2 separate regions of the Homo sapiens genome follow, and region 2 is linked to region 1. A link is a contact called in ENCODE Hi-C data. All regions are on one chromosome and are shown on one strand. Each heading gives the region's core, a stretch centred on a gene start or an enhancer-like site at or near the end of the contact. The rest is flanking DNA. Distances are from core to core; before and after follow the strand shown.

What was found. A loop is a pair of places that touch in the nucleus more often than their neighbours do. Pooled maps may share reads with other maps.
Region 2: a map with no recorded cell type shows a loop between it and region 1 (1.9-fold over the local background). The contact joins the enhancer-like site here to the promoter of LINC02450 in region 1. A Hi-C loop is called at or near these places in 1 of 168 maps with a recorded cell type or tissue (sigmoid colon), 1 of 37 single-sample maps with no recorded cell type and 1 of 50 pooled maps.

Annotation. Positions count from the first base shown.
Region 1 is chr12:42,689,610-42,694,443 of GRCh38, reverse strand. LINC02450 (long intergenic non-protein coding RNA 2450) reads right to left here and starts at 2,228. Exons shown (of 4, transcript NR_135028.1): 1 at 2,168-2,228; 2 at 513-616.
Region 2 is chr12:42,757,812-42,762,645 of GRCh38, reverse strand. No RefSeq gene overlaps it. Among named protein-coding and RNA genes, the nearest start is that of LINC02450, 68 kb to the right of the region's middle. Within about 2 kb of position 2,550, at least 6 of the 41 ENCODE cell types and tissues checked have a DNase peak (open chromatin) inside an H3K27ac peak, as active enhancers do.

The DNA of each region.
Region 1 (4,834 bases), core at 979-3,478:
TAGAAACCCTGAAAGCCAACGCCAACTAAGATGGGGAGGGACTCTGTCAATGCTGAAGTTAAAATTGTGGGTGCCCCCCAAACTTTGCCGCAAAAAGCCTGTGAGGGTGGGCATTTTTCTTTTTTTCCATTTTCAATAATAACGTAAAGATGCCACAGACAATTTAAATCATTCCCAATTGTGACATAGATAAACTCTTCTAAGAGGATTAAATATTCTTGGAACACTGAAATAGCTGGTTTTCACATTTAATTCTTGGAGTCATTTTTCCAACTGCAGCCTGTTAATTAAAGTATAGCTTGTCTAATCTAGAATATGAATGATTTCTTATCTTCTGTTCCCAGCACGACTCCCCAGTATTATTGTAGGAGACATCAGATTAAACTTGAGAAAAATAATCTGTATCATTTTCAGAATTAAAAATCTTGGAAATTAATTCTCTGAATATTAGTTCTACCTCAATGACATTGCCCAATGAAAAGAGAACGAATAATTTAAGATTTCACTATTACCTTTAAAATGTAGTTAGGAAGTAATAAACGAAGAAGTAAATTCTCAGTTCCGCAAATGTTCCAAGAATTGGCAGAGTAGGCATAACACTAAAAATCTTCAAGTTCTAAATAGATGTAAATCAATATGGAAGAATAAAGAATAACTTTTAGATTTCCAGACTACCACTATTTTTCCCTAAAACTTTTCTTTCAGTGTCCTTGCTTTGCCATTAAAAGTTCTCTAATGTTAAATGGGTTGAATAACCATCATTTATATCATTTCAGTATTTATAAATCTGTCCCAGATAGGTACTGGAGCACAGAGGCCAATTCATATTTCATATAATTCAACATATTCCTTTTTATTTCTCTAACAGAAAAATAGTAACTCCCAGGCTGTAATCTCCTTTTTAAAATGGGCCATTAATGATTTACAAGGGTGGTTTTTGTTTTTTGTTTTATATTTTTTTTAAAAGGAAGAGAAAACCTTTCATGAGTAGTCTTCCAGGCTGGCTTTTTCCAAGAACTAATATGAAAAAGGTATAAAATATGGTGAATAAGAAAAGCCCAAGCCCAACCTCTCCTCTTGGCATTCTGGTCCCTTTAAAATCTGTTCTTTACTTGCTTTTTCTATCACTTCTTTCCCACCACCCCCTATCCTTCCTTCTTCAGCTCAAGAGAATTCTTCTCCAAATCCTTTCTGGACCAATGTGTGAGTCATTCTCTTCTGCTTCTCCATTTATGAGACCGCTACTCCTCCTCCAAGGTCCAAATCAAACACTGTCCTTGGCTGAAACATCCTCTAATCCACCCAGGGGTTGATAATCACTCTAACCTCACCTAACAAATATAATACAACACTTATTTCATTCTGGTTTTTAAGTGAAATCAGGCTTATTAGGAAAGTAATAAAGAATGGCCACTCCATAGGCAGAGCAGCCTCTGGTTGAATTTTAAGTGGTCATTCTTTACACATCTGCATCCCTAAATGAGTTGCAAATTGCAAACTCCCTGAGGAAGGAAGCCCTGTATTGTTCCATGGTTATATCCTTTCACAATGCATAGAATAGCTTAAAGGAAGCTCTCAATTTTACTAAAAATAGCTGATATTTATTGATCACATACTACTTATCAGTCTTAGTTAAGCATTTAAAGCACTATTTCAATTAATTTTCACAAGAGCCATATGTATAAATATCATCTTTCACACTTTATAGAGGAGGAAATGAGATCACAGCATTTAAGGAGCTTTCCCGTCATGCAGTTAGAGACACTAGGATTTGAACCTGAGTATTTGGATTCCACAGCCTAAACCCCTACTCTCTACTTTCCACTTGATAGTTTAAATGAATTAATTTAATTTAAAGAAATTCAAGAATAGCATAGATTATTCATTAAAAATGAAGTTGTAGAATGGGCGGAAGAAGTAGTTCTGTTACCGGTAGAGGGTCTTGACTCCAAGTTGGCCAGGTTCTTGGCATTTTGAACAAAGAATTGGACAAAACACACAGCAAAGCAAGGAAAGAATGATACAACAAAAGCAGAGACTTATTGAAAGTGAAAGTACACTCCACAGTGTGGGAGCCGGCAGCGGCAGCAGCTCAAGGGCCTGGATATAGAATCTTCTCAGGTCCAAATACCCCCTAGAGATTTCCCATTGGCCACTTTGTGTTCACCTCATGTAAATGAAGCTGTGGCCCTCAGAGACTAAGGTGAAGTTACAAAGTTGAACGTCTATGCAAACAAAGACTTTGCTGGCGATCAGTCTGATTGGTTGCTATCTGCAACCAATCAGAGGCTGACGTTACAAAGTTACACTCCTATGCAAAAAGCAACCAATCAGAAGTACTTTCAATTTCCCATCTGCCATGCAGAAAACGTGGGGGTTTGCAAAGGGAGTAGCCCCTGGTCCTTTTGTTACTTAGATGTGCAAAGTTAGGGTTTTCCATTCAATTTAGTTCTAGGAAGTCAGTGTGAAATGGCCTTAGGTTCCCTGACTCCAGACCCTATTCTCCTGCCTCTCTTCCATTTGCTTATGTATTATTTTTGTTGTCTAAAACATAAATGAGGAGTCTCTGGAATTTCATCTTTCATAAGCCAACACCTCGATTTTCTTAAAACAGATTTTTTTTCTTATACATTAGTCAAAGTAAATTCATCTTCCCTTATATCATGACACCACCAGGAGTATTAGCAAAGCATAATAGCAATTGTCTTACTCAGATGTACAATCATAGAACATAAAAGATAAAACATTCTTCCTTTTAAATTCCTTATAACTCTCAAGTGATAAATAAGGGAGTAAATTTGGATCAAAAGAAGGGTTCAAGCTATATCTATACAGCCAAATCACTAAGTCATACGTCCAACAGGCTAATTATTATGTATTTTTTAAATATTTTACCATTCATATTGGCCAAATCAATGTAATTGATTCATAAATGCCAGCAATCCCTGTGTTGGGAATGATTTTTCCATTTATCTACTGATGCGCAAAGTCCTAGAACAAGAGATAAATTAAGAAACATTCAACTTTCTTGTCTCTCCAATCCCTTCTCAACATTGTTGCTGGCTTTCTGAGACACAACCTTAAGTGAAAAGAAGTGAACTTCGACCCATACCTTTCACCTTATCCATAAATTAACTCAAAATGGATCACAGACCTAAATGAAAAACCTAAACTATACACAGATTTCCAAAAGAAAATTTAGAAGAAAATATTTACAGCCTTGCTTAGGTGAAGATTTTAGAAAATATACCCAGAGGTTGTAGTGAGCCTGGGTGACAGAGTGAGACTCCATCTCAAAAAACAAACAAAAAAGAAAATATACCAAAAGCTGGACCACAAAAGAAAAAAGTATAAACTGGACTTATCAACATGAAAAGCTTCTACAAGACACTGTTGAGAGAATAAAAAGATAAACCACAGACTGGAAGGAAATATTTGTAAAATACATATAAGGGACTTGTATGCTGAATATATAAAGAACTCTCAAAACTCAACAATAAGGAAAAATAAAACTGGGCAATAGATTTCAACACACACTTCACCAACAAAGATATATGGATGGCAAAACACACACACACACACACACACACACACACACACACACACACGAAACGTTTTCAATATCACTAGTCATTTGGCCAAAAAAAAAAAAAAAGTAAAACCACAGTGAGATTATCATTTCATATCTATGAAAATGGCTCCATTTTTTTTAACTGACAATATCAAGTGCTGACAAGGATACAGAGTAACTGGAACTCTCATATGTTGCTAATAGGATTGGAAAAGGGTACAAGTACCTTTGGAAAACAGTTTGGCAGATTCTTACAAAGTTAAACATATACTCTCCAGTGACCCAGTAATTGTACTCCTAGACATTTACCCAAGGGGAATGAAAAAGTTATATTCGTAAAAAGCCTGTACCTGAATGTTCATAGCAGCTTTCTATTACCAAAAAGTGAAATTACCAAAAAGTGAAAGTAAACCAAATGTCCTTTGATTGTTGAATGGATTAAAAGCCTGTGGTATATCCATGCCATGGACTACCACTCGGTAATAGAACAGACTACTGGTATACATACTAAATGGATAAATCTTAAATATATTATGCTAAGTGAAAGAAGTCAGAATCAAAAAGCTATATGTGTTATTGTGTTCCTATGACATTTTAGAAAAGGCAATGCCACAGGAACAGAAAACAGATCACTGGTTGCCCGGGACAGAGGAGAGCTGACTTCAAAGGGAGAGCCTGGGGGACTCTTTTGGGATGGTGGAACTACTCTATATTTGTCTAAAGGGGTTGCAATATGACTTATGCATTTGTCAAAACTGGTAGGACTGTACACCAATGAAAGCAAATTTTACTGTCTTAATTTAGAAATAAAAAATTAAAAACAGATATGTCTTAATATCCCTCTGTGGCTTCCCATCACTGACAAAAAACTCAATTTGCTTTAGACTACCATTCAAAGCCCTTCCTGTTTTGGTCTTTCCCTGCCTCTCTAGTTCCTTCTCTTTCCTGTGCCTCAGACAGGCCACATCACTGTGGTTCCCTGAATACCCTGCATTGTGTCTCAGCCTTCTGCCAGCGTGTGGTCCTCCAGGAACACTGTGCCTACTGCCTCTACAGTTTCTCTCCCCCTGGGCCCCACCCTAAGCATGTGAAGCTCCAACCAGGCTGGATGTCTTGCAGTTCCCCCAAAATGTGCTAGATAGTTTCAAGCCTCCTGGCCTCTGTGCATCCTCAGTCTGGAATATTCTTTCTCCCATGTACTCTTTTTAATAAAAGCCCAGTAAACATTCACTTGTCTTAGAATTCTCTTCTAACATTACTTCT
Region 2 (4,834 bases), core at 1,301-3,800, 68 kb before region 1:
AGAACAACACTTTGTGTCACAGAATATAAATTATGATAATGCTACCTACATAATAATACTTTTCAGTGGCTTAACCAGTGGTGTGCTGGTAAAATGACTCTCTGCAATAAAAGCCCTGATGTATAGCACTTGCCAACCTCTGTATTGTAAGTGCTCCAATCACACTGATTCCAAGCTATCAACTTGATGTCAACTGGCTTACACAATTCCTGCAAATTTAACAGTCAGCTCTTGCCAGCCAGTGAAAGCCAGATAGTTAATTTAAGCACACTAGTGAGCTGAACCCAGTGTATAAAATCCAATCAACAGTGGGAGGGTCTGAAAAAGGGAGTTTGCTTCAGAGGGACCCAGGGTGATAAAGGCTCTGGCACATACAACACATGGTTTTCAAGGTCATTTGGTGCCAAAATTTATCCAGCAGACAGGGAGGAAGGATGATGGAGGATCCCCAGGGAGGATTTTATAGGCCAGGCCTGGAAGTGATGTACATAACTTTCAGTCACATTCCATTTGCCAAAATCTAGTTTATGACTACTCCTAACCACAAGGAACGGAGGAATGTAGTCTAGTCGTATGTCCTGGTGCAAAGGGAAACAGGTTTATCTAACACCTGTCCAGTCTCTGCCACTGAACCCCAGACCCAAGTTCCAGCCCATCATGGTATCATGAATATCTTATCAAGTCACTCTGCACGGGTCAGTTTTGAGAAGGAAATGATGGCCATCACGGTATAAAGCAAGGCCTAGTGTTGTCAGGAATTATACAGTAATTGTAGCTGCAAGCACTTAAGCAGGCCCAGCTCTGATTGGCATCTTCTACCAGGTTCATGGTAGAGGTAAGTTGTTCAAGTTAAGTAACAGAACCCTAGTTTCCTTATCTGTTTATATGATCTTGAACACCCAGGATGACAAGAAAAACATTGAACTTAGAATGCAGAGGAAGTTTCATAATGAGTTCAAATCTTTAAAGAGAGACAGCTTCAGTTTTAGCAGTCAGGGATTCCTATCCCAACTTTGTCACTGTCAGCCCTAAGTTCCTTATATGAAAGTTGAATAATTATACCTAATTCACAGAATAATGATGAGTAGGTTGGATAATTACTACAAATTGCTGGCACATAGTAGTTACTCAAGAAATGTTATTCCTTCCCCCCTCCCCACCTAACAAGGGACACATTCAGCTAAATTCTAGTAGGCAAGGTTCATTGCTGGTGCTCCTCCACAGAAATTTTTAGCACCTCTACCACTTGACATGATCTATAGCAGAATCTGAAGCTTCCCTCTCTTCTCTTTTCCCAAGAAAATTTCTCTGGCCTTCTCATCTGAGTCATGCTTTGTTCTCTACTAACCAGGTTAATGTGTTTAGTAAATTTTGAACATTCTGGAGACATTGTTGTTGCCAAAATAATTGGGGGAAGAAAGTCAGAGATGCTAAACATCCTGCAATAGCCAGGAATTAGACACAAGAGAAAAATTACCCTGCCCATCGTATCAATAGTGCCTCCCACTGTAAGGAATTTAATGGTGAAAATTAAAAAAAAAAAAAAAAAAAGCTTTATAGTGGGGAAACGGAAAGAAGGACTCTTCTGAGACACCATACAATGGCCGTTCTTCTGCCCCTTAGTTTTTGACTCACGCATCTCCACTAAGGTGATTCTACAAGAGAGAAAGCCTCGCACTTTTCTCCTCCACCAAGTAGCTGGACTGCACTTCACCCCACCCCCACCCCAGGAGTACTGTGACCACTTTTTCTATGCATCTGACCTCATGATCCAAGTACACAAAATAAACTCTGTGGGAATCATCCCAAGGGTTAAAGCCATTTCTTTCCACTTAAAATGGTGATGACTGACCTGGGAAGCAATAATTAAGTCTGAGTATAGATAAACAATAGGCAAGCTTGCACAACCAAATTCCTCATTGCAATCAGGTCAAAGTTAAAACTAATGACAAGCTGTGTCAAAAATAATGACACATAAAAACCTCTCAGTCAAGTGTGTTTAGTTCACAGATAGTCACTTTTAAGCATAAAACAGGTCTCCTATTCATTTGGATGTCATGAAATGGCAAAGTTGATACTGCTTAATGTAGGAAACTATTAGCTGATGCATATTTAGATTTCTGTTTAAAAACCAGAGTGTTAAATATCTTCCCCTAAAGAGACTTTCAAGTTGATCAAAGATACAGGATTGTCCTAATTCTTTTCAAATGCAGACCATCTTTAAAAAGTTAGAGCAGGAAACGTGTCCACGATTAAATAAAGTTAGATCTCTTATGATGCTTGCAATTTAAGATTTTTATCTTTTTGATGGGACTAATCCCAAAGCATTTTATTACTGGGTGAAGTCCCTTTTTCCATAGCATGGGTTCTGAGTCCAAGACCCAACAGGTCACAATTTTGCCTTTTATAATACACTTATATATGATATATAATATAAAATATAATAATATTTATGGAATAAAACTGCTCCAAGGCTGAGCTGAAAAGCACAGAAGGTGCTCAAGTGCTGCACTCCGCCTGCAATCCTGTGCATTCACAGACACTGGGCATCAGGCCTTCTGGCCCCAAACCAAGGAAGTTGCTTAAGAAAGAGCTGGCCCATTCCTGGGGTCATTTAACCTTCACTCCTCAGACAGAGCTTGTTTAAGCATTTTGCTCCTCAGATCCAGATTTTGGTCCCTGGTTCCTGAGGGACCTTTAAACCCCTAGTTTCTTGTCTTACGACCCACAGAGGACCTCTCTGATTAGAATGGAACAAGCAGATGAAGCTGGACCTGAGCGTTTTTCCATGAGCCTGAAATCTCTGTTGACATCTCCTCTGCCTCTCAGCCAGGACATTTTGAATCAGCCAGAAACTATCTGATTTCTCCATTTGATGTGATTACCTGAACACAGTGTAGCAGGAGGCCTAGACAAGATGCACAGGGTTGTTGTGAACTAAAGCTCCTTATTCCTTGAGATTAAAAGATACATGGTAATTCTGCCGCCCGAGGCCAGAGGCATCGAGTTTCTCTCAGTACAGACTTCCCCCACATTGGAAAGGAACTGTCATTAAAAACATTATTAAAGATCTGTCTCCCACGGGGGGCCCAATGGCCCCTCAGTCAGAAACCAGTGCTTTGCTTTTCTGCTGCCCACTGGCTCTTTGTTTGGAATCTAGACACCATCCCAAGTTGGAGGAGACTGGCCATAGGCTCACTGGGTCCTTTCTCAGAATTCCCACCAAGATGCTGCCTAGTAAAGGGATTGCAAACACCAGTCTTTTCCTCTATGCCAACGACTTAATTATAAGGAGCAGTCTCAAACCTTGCCGCCTTGTATCTCACAACCATCTGTGAGAACCACATCATTGCCTCTATTTTGCAGATGAGAAAACTGTGGTCTAGCTTCCATAAGTGACGAAGGGTCAAAGGAAGAGAAGTATCCAAACAAAGAGTGCAACCCAAATTATCTGGCTCCAAGACCAATGCTCCTGGCCATGCCCCTGCCCTGCAGCTGGCTTCTCAAAGCCTCCCTTCCTGGCAGCAACAGAGAGCGCCTGGCCATGCCTTCGTTCTTGTTTACTGGAGAGTTGACGGCAAGAAATCAGCAAGTATTAACCTGCAACTAACATAGGTCTCATCAGCTTTGTACATGAGTTTTTTTAATCGGACAAATCTAAATAAGACACTCATGTGGGTATTTATTGTAATTCAGCCTCCAGACCACAACTGGAGAGCATGTTGCTGCTGGTTCTTAGCAGGTCAATTAGTGGGTGGATGCTGGCATCCTCCAGGAACCATATCCTGCTTTACAATATTTAGCCTGCTCATATGCCTGTAAATTATAGGAATTGAAATACAACATATTATATACCCAGGTCCACACAACCAAAGGGAACCACCCTAATTATATTCAGTTAAAAATGGCCCAGCTCAGTCCTGAATTGTTTAGGTAATTAAGGGCAAGCCAAAGCTATTTGTCTGAATTACCCAGTAGCACGTGATTTTCTGTGCTCTCTGGACAAGTCTTGTAAACTCAAGTCATGCTTTTGTGTACTTCATATACTTTTATCATTACAGGTTGATGTGATATACTCTTATCTTTACAGGTTGTGTACTTCATATATGTTTATCATTACAGGTTGATGTGAATTTTCATATTTTATAGGCTCAGTTATTCCTGTGGGTATTTCCAATCTTAAATTAAGTGCTTATTTCACAAACCACAATTTCAACCATTCCAAGATCCATCGCTAAAGTGGTTTATACTTTAAACAACTTGAAAACATATAAAGTTGTCAATTCACTCTTCTGCCTAGGATACTAACTTCACACCCAACCAGCAGCATGTGCAGACCATGTCAGAGAAGCATGAGACAGAGAGGGGCTCCTCCACTGTGGAGGGAGGAGACCCTGATAGTTATTTTAGGGGACTTTGTCATTCATTTCATTTCGTTACTCTTGCCATCAAGTTGCAATTTCCTCTTTTTCTGCAACTAAATCATTCTGAATATGTTAACCCTAGGACACTATACCTTTTACATCCAACAGAGGGGAGAAATATAATAAAGTAAAAGTGAGCAGACCTGCCCTTCCCTTCTATATGCAGGCAACAATGGGATATATTGGATATTACTCTCCGATTCTTTTTAGCGTAAAGTTTTCCTGCATCAAATCACTTTTCCTCCTGCTGCCTGCAGCTGAACAGACAGCTGGAAGTCAGCTGCGTAGCGTCTAGCGTAATTGGTTTTTAAATGTGTCACTGTTAATTGTGTGACATTGTCTCTCATTCTGTTTTGTGAATGGACTGTGCTGGATGCTAGAGCTAGGCAGACAGCTCAGCAATTTGCCAC